Regions from separate parts of the Homo sapiens genome. Here all the other regions are linked to region 1. The links are chromatin loops, found by intact Hi-C in ENCODE. Cell type or tissue: MCF 10A. All regions are shown on one strand.

What was found. Hi-C counts contacts between places; a loop is a spot of excess contacts. Peaks named below come from ENCODE experiments on the same cell type or tissue, not always from the same donor. Only the 100,000 strongest peaks of a DNase experiment are listed, where the experiment ranks them.
Region 2: a loop joins it to region 1, with 8 times the contacts of the local background. A loop is called at or near these places in 5 of 110 quality-filtered maps.
Region 3: a loop joins it to region 1, with 2.3 times the contacts of the local background. A loop is called at or near these places in 8 of 110 quality-filtered maps.

The regions. Positions count from the first base shown.
Region 1 is chr9:135,599,112-135,607,111 of GRCh38, forward strand. No RefSeq gene overlaps it. Among named protein-coding and RNA genes, the nearest start is that of LINC01502, 28 kb to the left of the region's middle. In MCF 10A, CTCF peaks have their summits at 3,779 (motif pointing right) and 4,955 (motif pointing right); a DNase peak (open chromatin) is centred at 4,960.
Region 2 is chr9:135,787,757-135,795,756 of GRCh38, forward strand. It overlaps KCNT1 (potassium sodium-activated channel subfamily T member 1), which reads left to right. Exons shown (of 31, transcript NM_020822.3): 30 at 4,041-4,125; 31 at 4,285-7,746. The coding sequence ends at 4,405. LOC107987140 (a long non-coding RNA gene) reads right to left here and starts at 4,285. Exons shown (of 3, transcript XR_007061851.1): 1 at 2,304-4,285; 2 at 1,740-1,915; 3 at 173-1,607. In MCF 10A, no CTCF peak of the experiment used is centred here; no DNase peak of the experiment used is centred here.
Region 3 is chr9:135,697,980-135,705,979 of GRCh38, forward strand. SOHLH1 (spermatogenesis and oogenesis specific basic helix-loop-helix 1) reads right to left here and starts at 1,502. Exons shown (of 8, transcript NM_001101677.2): 1 at 1,424-1,502; 2 at 1,016-1,147; 3 at 350-497. The coding sequence starts at 1,488. KCNT1 (potassium sodium-activated channel subfamily T member 1) reads left to right here and starts at 4,206. Exons shown (of 31, transcript NM_020822.3): 1 at 4,206-4,389. The coding sequence starts at 4,280. RefSeq lists a silencer at 4,005-4,134. In MCF 10A, a CTCF peak has its summit at 4,117 (motif pointing right); no DNase peak of the experiment used is centred here.

The DNA.
Region 1 (8,000 bases):
CCAGTTATGATCACTCAGAAAAAAGTGGAATGCTTAGGTGTAAACTGTATGAAATGTACACGATCTGTATGCTGAAAATAATGCTGATGAAAGAAATCAAGAAAGCTCTAAATAAACGGAGAGACTTATTGTGTTCATGGACTAGAAGACTTAACATAGTAAAGATGTAAATTCTCCCCAAATTGATAAATAAGCTTAATGCAATTGTCATCTGAATTCCAGCAATCTTTTTGGTAGACACAGGTAAGATTATTCTAAGATTTATGGGGAAAAAGCAAAGGAACTAGAAAAGCTAAACTATTTTAGTAAAAGAAGAATAAAATGGAAGGAATCAGTTTATCGAATGTTATTTCAAACATTATTATGTAGTTACAAGACTGTATGGTATTAGTAGTGTCCATCTGTGCATTGATAGTATGTAGAAAAAGGCAATTGATTTTTGCGCCTTTATCTTGTATCCTGCCACCTTGGTGAAATCATTTATTTGTTTTAGGAGTTTTTTTGTTTGTTTGTTTTTTGTGGATTCCTTGAGATTTTCTATGTGAACAGCCATGTCATCTGCAAATAGACATCATAGTAGAAGCACAAGACACATAGGTCAAAGGAACAGAGTAGGTAATCCAGGAATAGACTGACACAAATATGCCCAGCCAATTTTTGACAAAGGTGAAAAAGCAGTACAATTAAGGAACAAATTGTGCCATCATACATCCTTAAGCAAAAAAGAAAAGGAAAGGAAGAGGAAGGGAAGGGAAGTTCATAAGGAAGAAAGAACGAATATAGAAAAAGAACTTCAATCTAAGTCTCATACCTTATAAAAATATTAGTGCAAAATATGGATCTCAGGCTAAAATATAAAACATGAGACTATAAAACTTTTTTAAAAAATAGGAAGAAATCTTCATAATCTAGGGTTTAGCAAAGAGTTCTTACTTGACACCATGAGCATGACCCATAAAATTAAAAATTGATATATAAGCTTCATCAAAATCAAAAACTTTTGCTCTGCAAACAACTCCATTAAGAGAATGAAAAGATAAGCTTCAGACTGAGAGAAAACATCTCATCTCACATGAGCTCAGAGTGAGAATTCACTCATTACTGCAAGGAGGGCACCAAGCCATGACCCAAACACCTCCTACCAGGCCCCACTTCCAACACTGGGTACTGCACTTCAGCATGAGGTTTGGAGAGGACAAACATCTAAACTACATCATACTACTGCTTTGGAAAGAGATCAGCAGTGTTTTTCATTTCCAATTCACATACTTGCCACCCTACTCAGCAGTCCCACTCCTACGTATTTTGCCAAATCAAATGAAGACGTATGTTCACTCAAAGACTTGTACATGAACACTTGTAGCAGGCAGCTTAATTGATAATTGCCCCCAACTGGAAGCAATCCAAATGTCCATGAACTAGTGAATGGAAAGAGTCACCAGGAAAAAACTGCTGCAGGCAACAGGAAGGATATTCTCAAAAGCATCATGCAGAGTGAATGAAATTCATACACAAAAGGTCACATTAGCAGTGTTCAGGGCGTGGTTTAGCAGGGTTGACCGCAAAGGGGCATGAGAGAAATTTGGAGGGGGATGGAGCTGTTCTGTATCATGATTATAGTGTGGTTCCATGACTATGTGTGCATTTGTCAAAACTCGTAGAGCTGTACACTAAAAAGGGAGAATTTTACTAGCATCCTCACTAAATCTGACTTTTTAAAGGGCAAAGAAAGAGATGCAAGACTTCTAAACTGAAAAAATAGGCAACACTATTAGGAGAAATTAAAGAAGCTCTGAATGGAGAAATATACCATATCCATGGATTGGAAGGTTCAATGTTGCCAATACATCAATTCTCTCCAAATTAATCTGTAAATTCAATGCAATCCTGATTGCATTGAACGCAGTGGTTTTTTTGTGTGTAGAAATGGAGAAGCTCATTTAAAAAATTCAATTGTGATTGCAAAGGAGCAAGAATAGTAAGGACAACATTCAAAATAAATAAAAATGAGCCAGGTGCGGTGGCTCACATCTGTAATCCCAGCACTTTGGGAGGCTGAGGCAGGCAGATCGACTGAGGTCGGGAGTTCGAGACCAGCCTGGCCAACATGGTGAAGCCCTGTCTCCACAATAATACAAAAATTAGCTGGGAGTGGTGGTATATGCCTGTAGTCCCAGCTACTTGGGAGGCTGAGGCAGGAGAATTGCTTGAACCCAGGAGGCGGAGGCTGCAGTGAGTTGAGATCGTACCACTGCACTCCAGTCTGGGTGACAGAGCGAGACTCCCTCTCAAAAGAAAATTTAAAAGATAAAGAAATAAAAATGAAGGCATATTATAAAGCTACAGTAATGCAGACAGTGTGATGTCACACAAGGATTGGCAACTTGATCAATGGAACAGAAAAGAGGCTCACAAACAGACTCCACACAGCTCCAGATCAATGACGAAGGCAGAGCTGGGGGGTGGGGTGGGGGGCTAAGAAATTCTCTGTTAATGGTGTGGCATCACTTAGGGAAGCGTGAAGAAGATGCAGTTTTTTGTTGTTTTTGTTTTTTTGAGACAGAATCTTGTTCTGTTGCTCAGACTGGAGTGTGCAGTGGTACACTCTCAGCTCACTGCAACCTCCATCTCCCGAGTTCAAGCAACTCTCCTGCCTGGGCCTCCTGAGTAGCTGGGATTACAGGCATGCGCCACCACACCCAGCTAATTTTTTTGTATTTTTAGTGGAGACAGGGTTTCACCGTGTCTACCAGGCTGGTCTCGAACTCCTGACCTCAAATGATCCGCCTGCCTTGGCCTCCCAAAGTGCTGGGATTACAGGTGTGAGCCACCGCACCCGGCCTTGGAAGATGCGTTTTGAAACCCCCACACACACCATATGCAAAAATCAATTCCAGACGCACCAGGCAGTAAGGCTTCAGAGGAAAACACAGAACATCTTTGTGGCCTGGGGGTCTGCAAAGATTTCTTAAACCAGGCTCCAAAACAGCCCACCATGAAAGAAAAGTTTAGGTAAATTGGATTATGTAGTGATTAAGACCCAATTAACAGGGCGAAAAGGCAACCCACAGAGCAGTTGTTCACCGAGAGGATTTGTCCAAGAGAGGATTTCCATCCAGAATGGAAAGGAAAGGCAACGCCACTGAAAACTGACAAGCATCTCGAACAGAACCTTAGCCTAAACGGCAAAAAGAAAAAATGGGCTGGGCAGGTGGCTCACGCTTGTAATCCCAGTGCTTTGGGAGGCCGAAGCTGGAGGATTGCTTGAGCCCAGGAATTTGAGACCAGCCTGGGCAACATAGCAAGACCCCATGCCTACACACACATACACGCACACAAAAGAATATGAAAATGCTGGCCCAGCACGGTGGCTCATGCCTGTAATCCCAACACTTTGGGAGGCCAAGGTGAGTGGATCAACTGAGCTCAGGAGTTCGAGACCAGCCTGGCCAACACGGCGAAACCCTGTCTCTACTAAAAAAAATACAAAAAAACAAACAAACAAACAAAAAAACCTGGGCGTGGTGGCGGGCACCTGTAATTCCAGCTACTCGGGAGGCTGAGGCAGGAGAATCGCTTGAACTCAGGAGGTGAAGGTTGCGGTGAGCCGAGATCGTGCCATTGCACTCCAGCCTGGGTGACAAGAGCGAGACTCTGTCTCAAACAAACAAAAAAAAAAAACATTAAAATGTTTAATTAACATGGTTATTCATCAGGAAAAACGTAAATTAAAACTGCAATGCAACACCCGCCCACCAGAGGGCGAACAGGAAGGACGCTGCTTTGTAATCTATGGGGTGGCCTTTGAGTCCTGTGTTGTGTCATTACCCTCGTGGGGCAGCGTGGGGCGCAGGCGTGGGTGCCTTCCCCAGGTCGCGCTGGTCTTTCAGGATGTGTTCAGGACAGCAGTGGACATGGCCACTCCCAACAGTGTCCCCACCCTGCCGCTGACTCCATGGGTCCCTCATAAGGGAAGAGCCTTGTTTCCCCAAATCATCACCCAGTCCTGCTCTGGCAGCCGCCGCAGCACCCTGGAAATGCTGATTGTCCCATCTCACGTAACTGTCACAGCTGCTCCCCTAACCACTGTGCTCCCCCTCCCCTGACAGGGACCCCCGTGACCTGGGACAGCCGCCCCACTCCAGCCTGACGTGACCCCGGCTCCGCTAGGCCTCAGCATGGTTTTCTCCCCCATCGACCCCTATCCCTAAACAACTGCATAGATGATTAGCCATAGATTCCGCAGCCTCTGGACACCCTCCCCCTGGGGCTGCCTCTTTCCCAGGCTCGGGGGCCATGTGGCATCCCAAATCTCACAGGTCAGCATGCACCCTGCTGATGGGTTCCGAGTTACCCCCTCCACGGATGGCAGATCTGCCTCCAGGGTTTTCGCAACTTAATTCCGCTGCACAAGTCCAGGGGGGTTCTTTCTTTCTTTCTTTCTTTCTTTCTTTATTTTAATTTTTTTTTTTTTTTGAGACCGAGTTTCACTCTCGTCACCCAGGTTGGAGGCAGGATCTCAGCTCAGTGCAACCTCTGCCTCCCAGGTTCAAGCAACTCTCCTGTCTCAGCCTCCCGAGTAGTTGGGACTATACGTGTGTGCCACCACGCCCAGCTAGTTTTCATACTTTTAGTAGAGATGGGGTTTCACCATGTTGGCCAGGCTGGTCTCGAACTCCTGAGCTCAGGTGATCCACTTGCCTCGGCCTTCAGAGGTTTTCTAACCCTGGTGCTGATCCCTATAGAAGAGCAGGGAATGCAGTGACAAATTAGAAGCAAGTCCAACATTGCAGGCAGCTGGAGCTCCCGGGGCTGGAGCGTGGACAGAATGGATGCCGAGCCCACAGGCAGCCCCCGAGGAGTTTGTCACCTTGAATCCCGAAGGATTTAACTCATACAAAATTCGCCTCACCGGAGGATGTGCGACCCCGGCCGTTGACGTCCCCACGATGGCCACTTGGTGGCGCCCGAGTCCTCTGAGTGCGTGGAAGGGCCCTGGGAAAAATCGGGCCAAATTTTACAGAAATATTGGTGGAAAATGTGACCCAAGAAGTCCAGCCATCCTGCTTTCATCTGCGTTTATGACAGCCCTGGAGGACAGCAACTGTCGGGCAAGACTCGGAAGCCCCACCGAGTGGACCAGGTGGACTTCTACCAGGGAGTCTTTCTGTGGCCCTAACCCTCGTTCTGAGACACCTGCTGTGCCTGAGCCACCCACCCTCACTCTGCAGCCTAAGAGTCGCAGATTCTTCCTAAACCGGATTCTTCCGAGGTAGGCTTTGCTGTCACCGTTGAGCCGGATGTTCGCTGGGTCCATTGACCCGCCCACCAAGGCACAGAGACCATCACCGTGTGAGCTGTGCACGGCGAGCCCGGCTCAGAGGCCGAGAAGCTGAGACTCACACGGTTGCCTCCCGCCCGCTGCACCTGTCCACCACAGCACGCTCAGACCCCGCAAGGGCCTGGGGTGCCTCCGTGGGGATACCTCTGAGATCCCAAAGCGCACCCCTGGCCGTGCATGGGGGACACACTCCTCATGAGGTGGGGGCGTTTGGTAGGGGTTCCCGGGGGTGCCCTGTGCCTGTGGGTCAAGCTAATTTGGAAACGCTGCCACAGCACTGGCCTCCCCATGTCCGTGATGGTGCATTGAAGAAAGCAGCTTCACCCTTGGACACAGGTGGGCGTCATGACCATGACAACCAGCAGGCCAAGGGGGCGTTCGGGGCAAGAGGGATGGCGGACATAGGGCACCTCAGCCTCAGCCCCCAGCAGGCCCAGAGCATACAGCGGCCAGGTGGGTCTCAGCCTCCAGAGTGTTGCTGACTTGCTAATGAGGAAGGAGGAAAGGAGGGAAGCAGGGAGGGAGGGAGAGGGGAGGGAGAGAACTGCCAAGCACACCTGCAAGGCAGGAGGTCTTGAAGGAGAATCCTGTCGGTCCCAGGTCCCGCCTCCCTTCTGGTTCCTTCCGGGGTGACCTGCACACTGGGGTCCCGGCTCCCTTCCCGTGCCTTTCGGGGGTGGCCGGCACGTCCCAGTGCTTTGCTCGCTGTCTCAGCAGAATTCTTTTCAGTTTGTTTATTTTTTCCCACTTGTTTTCAAAAAGGAGTTCTGGCCTGGGTTTTCAGGCCTGTTTGCTATGGAAGAGCAGGTTCCTGGAGCACCGCCAAGGCCCGCTGCCTGGATGGAGGCAGCTTCCACGCGGCATGTTTGGGTGGAAACGTCCAAAGGGAGAATCTGCAGAATCTGGGGCACCTGACACCCGACGCTTCTCGGGCTTTCTGCCCATGTGGCCAGGCTTGGGCCCTGACTGTCTCCCAGGTGACCTCCATCTCTGACCCACCAGCCTGGCCTTGGTGAGTGATAGTGGGGTCCCCAGGGGGCCATGGGTGTCCCCAACACTGCCTGGGCCATGCTGGCTCCTATCCTTCACACCTGGGATGCAGGCCAGTGGCTCCTGATCAGCTCTCGTGTCTCAGGGTCGCCGGTGGCCGTGTTGGCTGGGACATCAGTGTGGCAGGGGAGGGTGATTGGCAACTGTTGGGCCTGCCGCTCCTTGATGAGTGGACCTGGCTCCCTCTGCTCAGAGCCTGTTTCCCCTCTGCCCTCCCCCTGTCCCCGTGGGATTCCCTGGGTGGAAGAGGCAGGACCTGATGGCATAGGCTGGGCATGGGGGCTCACACCTGACATCCTGGCTATTTGGGAAGCTGAAGCGGGAGGATCGCTTCAGCCAAGGGGTCAAAGACTAGCCTGGGCAAAACAGGGAGACCCCATCACTATGTAATTTTTTTTCTGGGGGGATGGAGTCTCGCTCTGTCGCCCAGGCTGAAGTGCAGTGGCACGATCTCGGCTCACTGCAGCCTCTGCCTCCCAGGTTCAAGCTATTCTTCTGCCTCAGCCTCCTGAGTAGCTGGGATTACAGGTGTAGCTGGGATTACAGTCGCCCACCACACCTGGCTAATTTTTGTATTTTTAGTAGAGACGGGGTTTCACCATGTTGGCCAGGCTGGTCTCGAACTCCTGACGTCAAGTGATCGGCCTGCCTCAACCTCCCAAAGTGCTGGGATTACAGGTGTGAGCCACCGCGCCCAGCCTGCTAGTTGTTTTCAGTGAACATGTGTTCTCTCCAGGCCACAAGGGGGTCACCGTTCTGAGGCTGGAGGTGGCAGCCTCACAGGGTCCCCGTGGAACGGCTCCCAGCTGGCCAGGAAGGTGTGCAGATGGGGTGGGGCAGGAATAGCCCACAGCAGAGCAGTGGGGCTTCAGGGACTGGCTGCGGCTGCCACCCCACAGGCAGGCACGGGTCCGGTCTTCTCCTCCTCCACTGGGACCCTGGCCTGCAGAAGGCCCCTTACCACGCCGACAGGGGCCTGTGAAATGCAAACCCAGCTGTATCCAGCAACTACTCCCACCACGCAGGTGAGCCTGGCTTCTGCCCATGGGCCAGGAGCTCACGGGGCCTGGCCTAGCCACTTGGTGACTTCATGGAGCACCACCCACCTTCACTGAGCCCCCAGAGCCCTGGGCCTCTGGGACCCACCCCGGCGGGGCTCGCTCGAGTAGGGGGCTGGGCTGTCGCTGGCTCCGCTGGGTCCCTCACACATGCTGTTCCCACCTCTGGAACACTGTTTCTGACTACTCCTGTCACCTCGCCCCACTCAGAAAGGCGGACAGCTGTCACAGCCCCACCCCCACCTGGGTAGCTCTGTGTGGGGCCCCAGCTGCGCTGCAAGTTCCAGAAGCCTCTATGGACCTCACGCGTGGCCATCTCTCCCCATCCTGGAGGTGCACGCGGTGTGTGCCAGGTGAGCTGATGTCTACAGAGCTGCCACCTGCCACTCTGCTGTCCGCCTGCATCACCAGGTTTCTGGGCCTTTCCTCCCATTTATCCTTCAGATGAACGCAGTCGCTCTCCTCCTTCCCGCCTTTTCTCTACTCCGAAAGCCCCCTTGCTTCAGTGTCTGGGATCTGATGGGTAAAGTCTGATTTCACACTCAGCCCTT
Region 2 (8,000 bases), 190 kb after region 1:
GTCCCTGTCCCGGGAGGGACTTCACGCCCTTTCAGGTGGGGCTCACGAGGCTGAGGGGGGTGCCCAGCATTCATGTTTGTGGTCCCCTGTGACTGCTGGCAGAGGATGATCCCGCCCGGTCTGGCCACCCCCAGAGCTGGTGCCTGCCTCTGCGACCGCTGCCTGCCCCCAGAGCTTGGCAAGGAAGGAGCAACTGCCTTTCTGGTGACCGACTCGCTTCTGGTGGCCGGCCTCCCGTGCAGCTGCCCCTGCACCCGCCCACTGTGCCGGCCGCCCGCACCTCGCTTGCTGATATTCTCTCTCTCTCTCTTTCTGTCTGTGCCTCTTTCTGTGTGTTCTGTAGAGGACGTAGCAAATTTAACAGCCAGTGATGTCATGAATCGGGTAAACCTGGGATATTTGCAAGGTAATTCTGCCCTGGCGGGTGCCGACCACCGCACAACGGGGCTCGCCAACCCTTCACCGCCGGCAGCCTTGCTGCGCCATCCCGGCCAGGCAGGTGGACAGGAGCTGTGAGAGCACGTCCCAGGTGTCAGCCCAGGCGGCCCTGTTGGGCAAGGCCTCGCATGCCGACAGAGTGTCCCCTGGCTGGGCGTTGAGGACGGGCCTGAGGCTGAGGTCTGGGGCTTGTGCTAGTCAAGGTGCTGTTGGCCGCCAGGCAGAGTGGCGACTGCCCAGCTCTCGGGCTCACCCTGGTGCTGCTTCTCCTGCTTTGCTGTTTACGATGAGCTCTGATGTGACCGGTGGGCCACCCTGGCCTACAGCCAGCCCTTCCCTGTGGCCGGCCCCACAAGCAGTCTGAGGACCCTAAGCTCCTCTGCTCTCAGGAAGCACCCAGAGGGTCCCGAGCCAGGGCCCCGGGAGGAGCTCGGTGAAGCCTGGGCTGGATGCAGGGGTGGGGACTCCAAGCCACGAGGAGTAGGCAGGCTTTATGGCTGCCCAGGCCAGGTGGATGGTGACCTTCGTCCCCCAGCTGGGGCTCCACGAGGGGATTCTTCCTGCTCGGCTCGAGCAGAGCCGCTCCACACCCCGTTTCCTCCAAGAACATGCTGTGCCCCGTCAGTGCTCAGCAGAGTCCGGGCCAGGGTGCTCCCAGGGGTCCTGGCAGCCTCAGGGGAGCTCAGAGCCTGCCCCCGCTGCCACACCTCCCTACAGGGTAACCCAGGAGCTTGAAGGGCCTCCTGAGCCAGGACGGGTGTTAGCTCGGGAGGGACCTGTTTGCCACAATGCCCTTGCACCCGGAGGCAGGGCCAGGCCTGGGGCAGCCACAGAAGTAAAGCGTCGGCCTCTCCCGGCTCTGTGCTTTTCCCCACGATGGCGCTCATGGAAGACCCTCGCTCTGCCGGGCACTGTGGTGCTCGGACCTGCAGCTAGCGGCCTTCATGAGTGGGATGCCTGCGTCGCCCGCTCCCCTCACCCGCCAAAGCTTCCTGCGGCTCCCACTGCAGCTCCAGGGCAGGCATGGCCACAGCGGGCTTGGGGGGCGAGGGCTCACAGGACTCCCGCGGCAGGCATTTCCTGGGCTCGGCCTACATGCCCGGGAGGGTGACGGTGCCGGGGTTCTGGGGCTGGGGAGCTGCACCCCCATGTTTAGATTCAAGCGGAGCCTAGGCCAAGAGGCAGAACAGGAAGAGTCACACCCTTTGCGGGGAGGGCGGGCAGCATCCTGGGGCCCCTCCAGCGTGCAGCCCCCATCCCACACACACAGCGGGAGGAGGCACCCCAGCCCCGATACTCACACAAATCCCCTCTTCACGCCTTCCTCACAGCTGCCGTGGGGGGAGGCACTAGTTATCCCCAGTTTATAGAGAAGGAAACTGAGGCTCGGGTGGCGGTAGCTCTGGCCTGGCGTGGGGGATTCAGGCGGGAGTGACCGTGGATGCCAAGAGCCAGGAGGTCTGGAAGCCTCTGGGGCCTGCAGGGTTAGGAAGCGGGTTGGGGGGCGAGCAGAGCTACCACTGAGGCCTGGAGTAAAGGTCGGAGGGTCTGGGTGGAGGAGTCAGGTAGCCCTGGGGACCAGGGGCGAGGTGGCCCTGCCCCAGGACATGCACCAGAAGAGCCAAAGCCAGCCCCTGCCCCACCCCAGGCCCTCAGGCACACCTGCTGCCAGCCTTCACCAAGCACCGTGGACACGCGAAGCTAGTCCTCTGCGACCATCCTGGGCAGCCAGGACCAGTGCCATGTGACTGACCACAACCCAGGCCCTGGCACTGCAGCTGGGGCCTGGCATCCCCACCCGCCCCCTAGCCCAGCCCCAAGAAACACAAAGCCCAGCCTGGCTCAGCCCAGTGAGCTCTGCTTACTTCAGAAGCGTGTGGTCCGGGCACCCCAGCGGGAGAAGCTGGGGCCTGGGGGCCAGTCTGTGCCTGCCGGAGTGAAATGAGCTGGTGGCCCCTTGTTCTCGGTGTCCCACTGGGTGCTCGTCACAAAGCCAGTCAGGCAGGGGGGCAGGGTCCCAAGAACCTACTAGAGCTGCCCTCACCACCCACTCCCTGTGCCACCTGCCATGCGGCCACCCCAGAAGCGTGTGTGGGCACGAGGGTGGGGAGGGTGTGTCTCCCTGCACAGCCTCAGCATGAGGCCCCTGGGCCTCCTCCAAAGGCCTGGGGAAGACCCCACCATGGGTTTTGGGAAAAGAGCAAAACAGCTGTGAGGGGCAGGTGTCAGGCCGTCCCATCCCGCAGGTGTGGACACAGGAGCTGGCACCAAATGACCTGCCGCCGTGTGCGAAAGGCCTGAAGCAGAGCTGGTCTCCTGGCCGGAGCTGCCCTGGTCGCCCCCAAGTCCTAGCCTGTGCCCCCGCCACCCTGGCAGCAGCTGTGCTCACACTGTGGGAACTCCAAAGCCCCCACTGCAGAGGGACCAGCATGGCCCCCACCTGGCTGGCCAGCAGCCTCCCCGACTTTTCCCTTCTCAGGGACCAGGGCAGGGCTACCCCAAGGGGAGAGGACGGGCAGAGAGGAGGGAATGGCAGCAGCCAGGGTGGAGGCTCCCTGGGGTCCCCCGTCCTGGGTCACCTTTGTTCTCTGTCCTTGGAGTCCTGGAACAGGAATCCAGGAGCTTCCCGTAGACACCATCAGATGGATAAACTGAGGCCACAGACCCTTTCCAGCCAGTGAACCCAGGGCCACTGCTGGGATGGTGGCCTCTCCCTCCCTGTGCTTGGCAGGGCTACCCTGCCGGCCCCATGGAGACTGTGAGATGATGGGGGGGCTGTCTCTCCAGGACCGTTCTCACCCTGTGGGACACATGCCCACGCCCACCCCATGAGCCGGACGCCAGGCTGTCTCCCATGAGGGGCAGAGGCCATGTTCTCGGAGGGATGAGCTGCGGGGTGGGGGTGCTCTGGGCTGATGCCACTCAGGACTTCAGTCTGAAGCAAAGGGCTGAGCACAGCGAGTGGGAATGGCCTGTCCAGGCCCGGGGACAGCGGCAGCTGCAGGGCCCTGAGGGAGGGACAGGGCTGAGCAGCCTCTGGAGGCGGGGGTGGGGGTGTGTGGATGTGGAGGACGGCATGCAGGTGTGTATATGAGTGAGTGTGCAGGGGTCTGTGGATACCATAGGCATGGGTTGCTATGAAGATCTGTGCAGACACACAAATGTGTGTGGAATACAGAGGTGAATCTGCAGGTGTGTGCAGGTGTAGATGAAGGCATGCATGCATGTGAGGTGAACAGACACGTCCCGGTGTCTGCAGGCTGACGTACGTGGCAGGTGTGCGCTGGTGTGTGCAGGTGTGCTCAGTGCCTCTGCTCAGGGCCACCCCTTTGCTGCGATGCCACCTAGCACCAGAGGTGGGTGCGGGTCAGAGCTGGCTCCCAGCTGCCCTCCTGGCTGTCCCCTGCCCTGTGTGGAGATGGGACAGGTGTCGGTCAGGGATGGGCCCTGGCTGGGCTCACCAGGATGAGGTGCTGGAGCAGAATGGTCAGGAAGGCCGGAAAGACTCAGCTCATCCTGGAGCCCCCACACCTCTGGGCCCCTGCAGAGCTGGGAGGGGCAGGGCTGGGGGGGTGACGTCTGCCCGGCTGTGTCCTTTGCAGACGAGATGAACGACCACCAGAACACCCTCTCCTACGTCCTCATCAACCCTCCGCCCGACACGAGGCTGGAGCCCAGTGACATTGTGTGAGTAGCACCTGTGGGCTGTGTGGAGACCCCCCCTGAGCACCAGGTGGGCACTGGGGAGATGAGGCCACAGGCACCACAGTGGGGCCGCTCAGCAGAGGGCTGAGCAGGGGCTGCCCGGCCCACATCCACTCCAGGGTCCTCTGTGCCCTCCCGCAGCTATCTCATCCGCTCCGACCCCCTGGCTCACGTGGCCAGCAGCTCCCAGAGCCGGAAGAGCAGCTGCAGCCACAAGCTGTCGTCCTGCAACCCCGAGACTCGCGACGAGACACAGCTCTGAGCCAGCCCTGCACGGAGCTCAGGCCACCAAGCCCGGGGTCCTCAGGAAGGACGTGGAGGAGCGTGTGAGGACACGGTGGCACTAGCGTGACCCTGGGGATGGCACACTCTACTCACCATGGCTCCTGGGACTCCACCCTGGAAAGGAGCCCCTCATGCGGGGGGAGGGCCAGCTCACCCCTGGGCACCTGCAGGCTAGTGAGGAGAGTTTTTTAACCTATTTTTACACGTCGATGCAGTCCACTTCTCTTTACACAGATGTACCGCAACTCGTGACCAGGGCTGGCTGGGAGGGCAACGCAGGGACTGGACGCCCTACAGGGCCGAGCCCAGGCTGTGCTGGAGGGTGGGGCTGGGGTGCATGGGGAGGGGAGCAGAACCCAGAACCCAGGAGCCCCGCGTGGGCCACACCCAACTCAGAGCCGGCCTGAGCGTTCACGGCCAGGCAGCCTCGCTTCCTTGCAGCCAAGGGCTGGGGGCCAGGGCTGCTGTTCTGCACTCTGGGGTGGGTGAGGGGGACCCTGGGCTGTTTGCTGTCCCAAGCCCCTTCTGGAAGTTAGAAGCAGCAAAGGGCCCGGGGAAGCCGGGCATGTGAGAGGGGTGCGTCCCCAGGTCCCCCAGAGGGCCCTGTCGCCGAGGACCTTTCTGAAGGAAGCAGAAGACGCCATTTCCTCTACTTCACACTGAACTGTCCCAGCCACTGCATCTAGGGGGCATTGGGCGGAAGATGGTGCATTTCCATGGACCATTTTACACTTACCTTTTAAAGCAAAGCCTCATTTTCTAAACCCCTGACTTGTGAAGCACAATTCAGCCTCCGGGCTGGGCCACGTGGAGAGAGAGGATCTTCTCAGCAAGGCGAGATCCCGGGCGGCGGCTGACATCAGGAGCGCCACCCTGCGTCCTTTGCTGCTGGTTCCTTACTGGTTTGTACGGTCAGCGCTGGAAACTTCTATTAAATGGATGCATTCTGGAGGCATGAAGTTACAAGTCAAGTCGCCCTGCTCGTGTTTCCAAGGCTCTCACCCCTCCCAGCCACCCCACTTTAAGGGTTACAAACACCTGCTGGGGTCCCCACCCCAACCCCATAGGCAAGCCCCCATTCCCCAGCCAGGCCAGGACAGTCCTTCCAAAACTCGGGAACCAAATTGTATTTGGCTACTGGTGACTGGATCCTGGTAGCCAGGAAACCTGCCTGGTGGTGGGGGTCCCAGAGTCCAGGAGGGCTGTCTGGTGAGCTGCCCATCAGCCTCACCCCTGCAGCCAGGCATGTCCCTGGGGTGGGCACAGAGACCCCAGGCTCTGCCCGCAGTGGCACAGAACTCATCTGAGGCCAGTGGCTGCTGGGGATCCCCTACACTGGGGGTCAGGGCTGCCCCAGGTGGGGATGTGTGTGCACCTCACCACGTTCACTTCAGGGTACCCCAAGAGGCTGAAGGGGAAGGACCAAAAGGCCGAGGTGCAGCCCCTCCCCGGTGTCAGGGCAGACAACACAGCAGCTGCTGGAGGGGCCGGCCCTGGCCACACAGACTAGCTAGTCCCTTACTCCCGGCCTGTCTGGAACCCTCCTGCTCAGAAGGTGCCCACTAGCCCTCTGTGGGGGACAGAGCCAGACATGGGTGGTCAGGGAGAGGCTGTGTGGATTCAGGGGACCAGAAAGTAAGTCCCAGGACCTTGATGGAGCGGCAGGGATTGATGTTGGGCTAGGGTGGCCAGAGCCTGTCCCAGCAGGGCTGGGGTCTATCACGTTCCTGGGATCCAAGCAGCGAGCACGCCCTGCCCCGCAGTCACCCCGCCCCGCAGTCGCCCTGCAGCTGGAAGGCCCAAGTCTGCCTCACCTGGGTGGCCTCTCATGTCCCCCACACCCTGGCCCCCAGGCGAGGGGGGCTGCACAGCACCTGCAGGGAGGAGAAGGGAGAGAAAAGCCGGTCTGGCTGCTGGGATGGGAGGGCCACAGTTCCAGCAGTGGCAGGGGAAGCTGTAGCCCCTGGAGCCCCACACTGGAAGAGCTGGCCTGCAGGAGGCACCATGGGGGAGTCGCATGACTTATTCGGGATTGACTTGCGATGTGGATGGTGTTCCCGGAGTCCCCTGTGGCCACTCCACCACCATGAGGCCGGGAGGCATCTTAGCCTTTGAGCCTCTCTCCAGGGGTGAGCGGAGCCCCCCAAAGAGGGCTGAAGGCTTGCTGCCCAAGAGGGGCTGGGTGAGCACTTGGGGCCTCTGAGAACATCAGTGGTCCGTTCCCTCCTGCACACTGGTGGCAAGTGGCAGCATTTTTTCATAATCTCCAGTAATGAGGCCACTTCGGGTCCAGCCCTGGACATCCGAGGAGGAGGCGGGCAGTCCCTGCCCCTTCACTAACCGCAGAGGATGCCAGCTCTAGGCCCCCTGCTCCGCCTGGAGCTCATGCGGGCAGCCGTGGACACAGGTGGCACCCAGCGCCCAGCGGCCTGTGAATCCTCCCGTGGGCAAAGCTGGGAGCCAGGGGCTGGAACCAGGCAGGTCAGTGACTGTGAGATGCCAGCTGCCAGCCCAAGAAAAGCTGCCTGCAGCATCTGGAAACTTCTGTGCTCTCCTTGGCCTCTGTGTTCTTCATCTCCAGGTTTAGGGAGCACCCGGGTGCCTCTCTGCTTGTCCCGAGCCCACTCACCAACAGCCCCAGCTTGCACAGTCATGACATCAGGAAGGTGGGTCCCTGCTCCCAGCCGTCCTCGTCCACCATCACTTCTCCCAGCCTCGTGTCCTGCTGACCCATAAAAGGTCCCCCTGCAAAGTACACCAAGTGAAGTAGGATCTGAGCAAAGGTTGAGGGACTGAATTCCCTAAGAAGTCATCACTGCCTAGAATAAGCGAAAAGAATTTTTTTTAATGTTTTACGGTAGAATTATTTGAAACATACAAAATGAGTGAGACACCTGCTATTTTCCTTATTCCTGTTTTTTGTTTGTTTTTATTTTCCTTATACCTAATTCATCTAACAGAAAACTGGGCAGGGCGCAGTGTCTCACACCTGTAATCCCAGCACTTTGGGAGGCCAAGGCAGGTGGACTGCTTGAGCCCAGGAGTTGAGTTTAAGATCAGCGTGGGCAACATGATGAACCCTGACTGTATCAAAAAGTACAAAAAAAAAAATAGCTAGACGTGGTGGCATGTGCATACAGTCCCAGGTACCCAAGAGGCTGAGGAAGGAGGATCACCTGAGCTGGGGAGGTTGAGGCTGCCGTGAGCTGAGATGGCACCACTGCACTCCAGCCTGGGTGGCAGAGAGAGACCCTGTCTCAAACAAAACAAACAAACAAAAAAGAAAAAGAAAATAAAACTGTTTGCTCAAAATCAGAATACCAACAGTGTATTGGGTGATTATCGCTTATGTGTGAGTGAAATGTAAGAGCAACGTTAAAAGGGACAGGTGGGAGGAAGCGGGGGCCATCAGTTACAAGTTACCATGTGACCTGAGAAGCAGTACAGTGTAACTTACAGGTGGATCTGGATGAGCTGCAAACTCTAGGGCAACCACTAAAATATATATATACTTATTTTTCTTTTTATTATTTTTTTCTATATATGGAAGTATAATTGATACGCTACAAAAG
Region 3 (8,000 bases), 99 kb after region 1:
TGGAGACGTGCAGAGAAATGATCTAGGGGGTGCTCAGCCAGGGAGGATCAGGAGACCCCAACTCTCCCCCAAATTGGCACGGAGCATCTCGGCAACCCATCAATGAACAGGACTCAGGGGCACAGGAGGGCTGGAAAGGAAGGCTTGCTCCTTTCCAGGAACAGAATAACAACAGGTAAGGCTTGAACAAATCAGGAAGTGCCCTGCCGAAAACGTGGCCTGCTCTAGCCGTGGAGACCCAGAGGGCTGAAGGAGACGGGGATGACAGGGGACACACTGCCTGCAAGGTGGTGAGATGTCCCATCACCGTGATGCCGGAGGACTGACGGCGTCTACCCTTACAACTCACAGCGTGCTGCTCCTGACTGGGCCCCAGGGCGCTGGCAAGCCGCAGGAACTGCACAGACATCTCCAGGACCGAGGCCATGTCCTCCCGCCGGCCATCGAACTGGGGCAGCAGGGCCCGCAGACGCTCACAGCTCAACGACATCCGCTTCCTGGTTCCGGTCAAGAAACAAATACCTCTGGGCCCTCCTGCCCTCCCCGAGAAGGGACAGCAACTGCTAGAACCTGCCAGATAGACCCTGGGCGCTTGTCAGGCAGAGGGGGCTACAAGATGACTCAGAGCTGCCCCCGTGGTCTGAAGCCCCGAGATCCACATCAGAGCACAGCCTGGGCCTGACCCCTGGACCTCGGCGACAGGCTGTCCAGCCCAGGCCCAAACCATGGCTGCTTTGCGGTGTGGAAAAGACAGCGAGGGTCAGAGGCAGTCAGAAGCACAGAGGGTCACAGGTGCACAGCCTCAAGAGGCCAAGGCTTCAGGATAAAGAGGGGCTGCAGGATGTTCCCCAACAGGGCTTTTCTGGTTTACTTGGAGATGTGCAGTCTGTCCTTCTCCTGGGCACAGGCCACGAGCCCCTCCCAGCTGCCTGACACCTGGTGGCAGCCCCGAACATAATCTCACCCGCTCCACCCCTTTACAGCGCCCTCACCCCTGGGAGGCACCACCACTCACCTGCGCTCCCTCTCGCTGATCACGTTCCGCCGAAGGCAGGAGCTGGGACCCTCGGCCACCGTAGGGGCCTTGGGCGGGCCCGAGCCCCGGGCCGAGTCCTCGCAGCAGGAGAGGGCACCAGACAGGGAGCCGCTGCCGAGAAAGCCAAGAGCACCGGGCCCTGAGAACCCCAGAAAAGGCCACCAGGAGTCCCAGATGCCAGAATGGGCGTCTTTGGGGTGCGGGTGGAAGCCAAGACTGGGTCACGTAGGGACACGGCCCGGCCCTCTCTGCACCCCTTCCCCTCTCCCAGGGTCCAGGGCTCCGCCCCAGGAGGCCCAGGATGGGTGGAGCCCAGCAACTTGCGGAAGAACCCCTGGGTACAGGCCTTGGGCCCCCAACCCCTTGGCCGCCAGCCCAATTCCTCACTTGCATCCCCTGACGGTAGGGATTCTGGAGACCTCCGGGTAGGGCTCGGAGCACCGGGACGCCATGAACTCGCAGCTGCGGAGCGACCCCACGCGCACGGCCCCTTCCGCAGGCAGCCCCGCCCCCTCACGTGTGCTCTGCCCACCTGCCACGTGCTTTCCACCTAGCCCACCCCACCCCCACTTGCAATCCGCCCCCATAGCGCATGCGCTCTAGCCCTCCCCACGCAGCCAGCCCGGGGCCCACGTGACCCGCGTTCCTGCAAAGAAGGTGCTGGAAAGGGACTCGGGGGGTCCACCCACTCTATGCCCCCGCAGGACGCCAGGGGAAGGGGCCCCAGCCCAGGTGGCCCTGCCTCTACCCTTACCTTCCCGGGGGTCGCCTCGGTTCCCACTTATGCGGTGGTCTCGGTGCCCTTGGGCACTTTGGAGATGCGGGCTCTGCCCTTAGGAGCCCAGCCCCTGGTGGGAGTGGGCGGGCTGGGCTGAGTTGTTTAGCCCAGGCCTGGGGGACCCAGGGACACAGGGAGGGGGAAGGGTACCCGCCTGCTCCCCAGTCGCCCACGCCTCCATTTTCCCCCAAATCTAGTACGCTTGCAGACGCTGCGCCTCAGGGTAGGGTCACCATCCACACTTCTGGGTCGCCCAGAACCAGGGGCATCTTGTCCCCACCCCAGGCCACCATCGTCCGTGCTCTTCCTCCCGCTGAGCTCTGCCGGGCACCCTCGGAACCGTCTGTCCCTTCACCTGGCCCTGCCCAAGCACCATCCCCGCTTTATGCCCTGGGGCCCCAGCTCGACCCCTCACCTCACACTCTCAACAGGTTTCTGCGGGATCGCGGGGGTCCTGCCCATCCAAATTCAGAAAGCTCCGGCGCCAGGTGTTTGCTCACCTCCCCGCTGAACTCCAGGAGCCGCCCTGCGCTGGGCTTGAGTCCCCCAGTACATACTTTTGGGGGGATGACGGAGGGAAGGGGGAGGTGGAGACCCTTCCTCTTTCACGGAGGTTGCGGGGGGCCCTCAGGGAAGCAGAGGGGACGAGGGTGGGGGGTGAGGCTGGACTGTTGGGAGGACATCCCTGGCCTGGCTCGTGCTGAGGTCGTAGCGGGAGGAGGTGGGGTGGGTGGCAGGGGCTCTCCTCCCGAGAGGGGAGGCAAGAAGGAGCCCGGGCAGGTGCCACCACACGGGGACGTCTGTCCGGGGTGCCCCAGTCTCCTGTGGAGAAGGCGCGGCTCTGGGCCTCGGGCTGGCATCCTGGACTTTGGGCCAAAGATGGGTGAAGGGTGTTTGGAGCAGAGGGAGGTTATGTAATATAAGGTGGTGTCTCCATCCCTGCTCCGCCCAGCCTTGGCTGCAGGTCAGACATGGAGGAGGACGGGGTTGGAGAGGAGGGCAAAAGCTCTCGGGGACCTGGGCCCCTCTCCCGGCCCTGCCCCTGGCCAGGGAGGGATGGACGGGCTGGCGATCTGGGGCTCCTCAGTGGCAGAGTGGGGCCAAGTTTTTGTTTCCCTAAAGCCCTCGGAATGTCATCAAACCTGTGACTCTCCTGCCGTTGACAACACGTGTAATTACTGCTAATTAATCACAGATGCAGATGGTGCGGCCTCTCAGTTTTTTCTGAGTTCCCCAGGCAGGAGGGCGTTGGCAGAAAGGCCACCATCTTGCCCCGGCGGCACCCGCCCAGGGGTGGTGGGACCCCGGCAGCAGCACCGGCCAATCTAGGGACCTGAGGAAAAACCCCCAAGATGCCCACGAGCTGTGTGGCGGGGGCACAGGCTGAACCTCTGCTGGGGACTTAGCATCCTAGACTTCCCCGAGTGTTCCCCACCCACCCCTCAAAAGCATCTGTGTTCAGCCTGCTGCCTCCTGGAGAAACAGGGAAGGACCCTCTGGAGAGACACTGGGGAGGCCAGGGACCACAAAGTACATGGCATGCGCCCTCCAAATGGACCTGGCCCTCCCCCTGGCCCTCGTGGGCACAGTCCTGGCTTAGTGAGGGGCCTGGTCCACCCTGCAAACCAACAAAGCTCTGGGGACAGAAATCGCAGTTCTCCAGAGCTCTGTGTGAGGCTGAGCCAGGGTGACGCATGTGTAACAGTGTGAGCACGTGCACGGGAAAGGGGGCCCGCAGGGGGACCCTCTGCTTCCTAGTCTTTGGCCTGCAGCATCTTAAGTTGGGGCCCCTCCCCACCCGTCTAAAGGTGCTGTGTGTGCCCGTCTGGGTGAGAGCACAGGGCGGGGTGCAGTCATCCCCCTCCCCCAGGCCAAGCCCAGGATGTGGCGCCCACCCACAGATGCCGCAGCCTGCGGGGGGTGTGGGGGCGGGGGGGCGGGGAGTCGTCTTGAATCTGGCTTGTGTTCAATGACCAGTGTTGACCACGGCAGAGCAGCACAAGCGGGAGGTGCTGACGGTCCCTGGGCGCAGCGGCTGGACGCTGGCGGTCCGAGCAGCGCATGTGCCCTGCTGCCCGCCAAGGACCCAGAGCCCCCTGAGCCCCCGCCCACCACGGAGCCCTCCCAGGGGTGTAGGGCCCGGTGGCGGCGCGCTTGGGCTTTTCTAGCCATTGACGAACCCCGTCCTGTTTTTCGGAGTTTTGAGGGCTCAGAGGGCCGCGGCGGGAGCGGATCGCCCTCCCTACCCCGCACCCCCGTCCCAGCCTGGGCCAGAGCCGCCGCGGGTCCCGGCGCGGCCGGCAGGGGGCGCGCGCGGACAGACGCCTGCACCCGACCCTGGAACTGGCGTCTTTTCCTCGCTAATCTGCGAGGAAAAAAAAAATGTTTTTCAGGGCAACGCGAGGGAAGAAGGTGGCGGCTCCCACTCGCTTCTCCCTCGGGTCGGGTCCGAGCTGCCAGGCCGCATGCCACTCCCTGACGGGGCGCGGACCCCGGGGGGCGTCTGCCGGGAGGCGCGCGGCGGGGGCTACACCAACCGGACCTTCGAGTTTGACGACGGCCAATGCGCCCCCAGGTACAGTCTGCTGCGCCCTCCCCACGCGGGGAGGCCCCGGTCTAACCTAAGACCCCCAAGTTCCCCCTCAGGCTCCCGCACCCTCCAGGACCCGCCATTCCCAGGGCCATCCAACTTCCCCAGGACCCGCGAGTGCCCTCCCAACCACCTTGGGGAACAGGGGCGCCCCTCAGGGTGGGCCGCACTAATCAGCAGGTGCCGAGGCAGCAGCGTCCGTCCCCATCTGTCCTCGACCTGGTAAGAAGCTGGGGGGAGCGGCCGTGGCTACATGGGGGTCCTGAGCATCTCCCAGGTGTGGGGAGTGGCAGGGAGGCTGGGGGCGGTGCAGGGCCTTCCATCTCCCCCAGCCCCTGCCCCACCCCAGCTTGGGGAGGAAGGTTCCATCCTTCTTGTGTGGCATGGCAGTGCTCGGCCAGGGTGGGGTGCCCGGCGAGGTTACCCCACACAGTAGGGGGTTTCCAGAGCAACCTTCCAAGGAAGAGTCCCCAGTGGGAAGTGGGCTAAGTGGCTGTCAGATGAGGGCGGGAGTCCTGGGTTCTGGTCACTCCTCGTTCCCCGCTGGCCTATCCCTGGGAGGAGAGGGCCAGTTGAGAATGGCATTCAGGTGACCTGGAGCTAGCTGTTCCCTGTGCAGTGTCCTGGGATGCCATGCGTCTGCCGTCCACCCAGTGACCAGTGCAGAGGCACGGACCGGCAGCTGAGTGGGACAGTCCTGAGCGGAGGTTGCCCCAGGGTCCAGGTTCCCCATCCTCTCCCCCATCCCTCAGCTCTTGAAAACAGGCAAGTCTGCCCCTCACCCTGTCCCCAGAGCCAGACTCCAGGGAACCCTGGGCAGAGCCGGTCACTGCCTTGGGCGAACCCCTCCCCACCAGGACAGAGCCCTTTCTTCTGGATCCTGCCCAGTCTCAGGCTGTCCTGAGGCCAGAGAAGGGGGTGGAAGAGCATACCTGAGAGCGGGAGGCCTGGTGCGGCTGCCTGTTTGTTCTATGGGACTCAGTTTCCCCGAGTGTAAAATGAGGAGGTAGGGCGGATGGTCTTTAAGGGCTGCCTCTGGTGAGGGACCAGGCTGGAGAGGAGGTTCCCAGAATCAAGAGGCAGGCACAGCACCCACCTGGCACCCGGGGGAGTCCGGGGTACAGCGTGTGTGAGGAGCAGGTGCTCTGAGGGTGGACAGTGACTTGGTGATGTCCTTGGGAAGTGGGCACAGCCTGGACGTGCTCTGAGGGACTATCCGGGGGATGCCTGTCAGGCACAGAGAAAATGACCCCAAGGGGGTCCTGGATTGCCCTCATCTTTGTGGGCTGGCCGGCCCCTACCATCTCCCTCCCCAGCCTAGCGTTGCCCTCCCTGGCCATTCTGCTGGAGTTTATCACCTACCCTGCTGGGCCTGACCTGCTCCAGACGAGCCGGCAGGACAGTGTCCTCAGGGTCCAGCCTTTAGCTCCAGGCCTCATCCTCCGGGTCCTTCCAGACACCTGTCTCTCCCAATTGGCCCTGCCCACCGGCCCGGGACAGCTCCTCCTCCCCGCTGGACTGAGCTGGCCTCCGTTGCAACAGAGATTCCCTGTCACACTGCAGGCAGAGCAGCCGCCGGCAGTGGAGGGATGTCAGGCGTCAGGCTTGGGGAGGGAGCAGGACCTGGGCTTGGCTGGGCTCGGGAGCGGGGAGCTGAGCTCCAGGTGAGGCCAAGGCTTGCGGCCCAGGCAGGTGGCTTCAGCTGCAGAAAGAAGAACCTTCGTGCTGCCTGGTGGTGGGGGGAGCTCTGTGGGGCGGGTTTCCCCACCAGCTCTCACATGGGGAGGAGGGTGCCAGGCAACAGCGTGGTCAGAACCCAGGCCCTGGAGTCCATAGGTCTTGGTGCCAGGCCTTGAGCAGGCCTCTGTCTTTCCTGGGTGCTGGAGGATGCCAGCCTTGGTGCTATGGTTCAGAGGGGCCAGGAGGTGCTTGGACACCCCACCCCACTCCAGTGCCCCAGCTCAAACCCCCAGCTCCACGCTAGTGGTGTCCCTGAGTCAGCCTCAAGGCCATCAGGCCGGAAAGTGGGGCTCCAGAGAGGAGCTCCTGGCCTTCCAGTTTGCAGGGGTCTTCACGGGCCTCTGGCCTCCAGGCTCCCTGCTCCCACCTCCATGCCATGGAGTCCCAGGCCCTCAGCTGCCTCCCCACAGGCCCTGGAGATGACAGCTGTTGTAGGACAGGGAGGGACCAGTGGCCCTGGTGGCCCCAGAGCTGGCAAGTGCCCACCCCCTGCCCAGCGCACTTCGCATCAGAGCCCCTGCCAGGCCTTTCCTGGAAATACCACTTCCCAGCAGCTGTGCTCCAGGGCGGGCCTGGGACCCTCTAGGCCCTGATGGGATCAGGCCCTGGCATCCTGCCAGGGTACATGCCTGGCCCAAGGTCCTGGCCAGCCCTCCAGGCCCATATTAGGGAGCAGTGCCTTCAGCAGCAGGAAGTAGCTCAGGGCTCATGGGAAAGGTTTGAGGGCCCAAGATACCGCCCAGCACTGGCCGGCAGGAGGGACGGCTCAGGCCACAGGGAACTCAGGGGTCTGCTGTGGCCCAGGAGTGGCCACAGTAACAGCTCAGGAGGACAGAGGTGAGTGAGAAGGGAGCAGACAGGGTCCCCACGAGGGCCTCTGCTTCTGTTCCAGTGGCTGGCCTGGGTGTGGCCTGTGTCCTCGCACCCGGCAGCCTCCAAGTGTGCTGGTCTGGTTCACCCACCGTATGGGGAGCTCTTGATTAACACAGAAAATTACTTGGGACGAGCCTGGTGTGGCAGTAGTGGGGCCTTGCTGTGGGGCCATCTCATGCCCTCGGAGGGTGTTGGGGGGCATCTCGGGCTCTCCCCTGAGGCTTTTTGTCCTGCTTCCCCGGGATGCAAACTTGCAGGCTTTGACCCAGGTGCCATCGGCCCTGGAAAGGGTGGCACTTCTGTGTCTCCCACAAACAATCCCAGGTTTCTCTGCAACAGGAAAGTTTGTCCAAGTGTGTCCCAGCCCTGCATGGGTGAGGGATGCTGAACGGGTATCGTGTACCCAAAAACAAGTGCTGTGTGTGCATGTGAACCTGGGCGCTCCGTGAGCCAGGCAGGCGCACCGTGGGCACGTGTGTGAGAGCTGGAGGAGGATGTGTGGGGCCCGCCAGCCAGCTTGTGTGACCTTGAAGTCACCGGTCATGAGTCTGGGGAAAGGCAGGCTGGGCTCAGCGTGCCCGTGCTAGGTGGCTGGGTGCCAAGGCCCGGTTAAATGGGCATCTTTCAAAGGTGTCTTGGGACCTCTCCCAGCTGTGTGTGTGGATAAGGCCACCCATGTTCACCCAGACCCACTTTCACCTGTGGAACTTGGAAGTGAGCCAGCGGGGCTGGAACTGAGGCCAGGATGCGATTGGCCCAGGGAGGTGAGACCAGTACTAGCAGCTGGCAAGTGTAACAGGTTTGCAGGGGACAGTGGCAGGGCAGAGGCCGCGAGCTTCCTGGGGTAGGTCCCTGGGAAGGCCCTCCTTGAGAGGGGGCCTCCAGCTGCTCCCTAGATCGGGGGCGGGAGGTGGGGGAGGTGGGAGAGGAGGGTGGCCTCACTGGAGCAGAGGTGGGGGCATCAGGAGATGGAGGGCATTGCA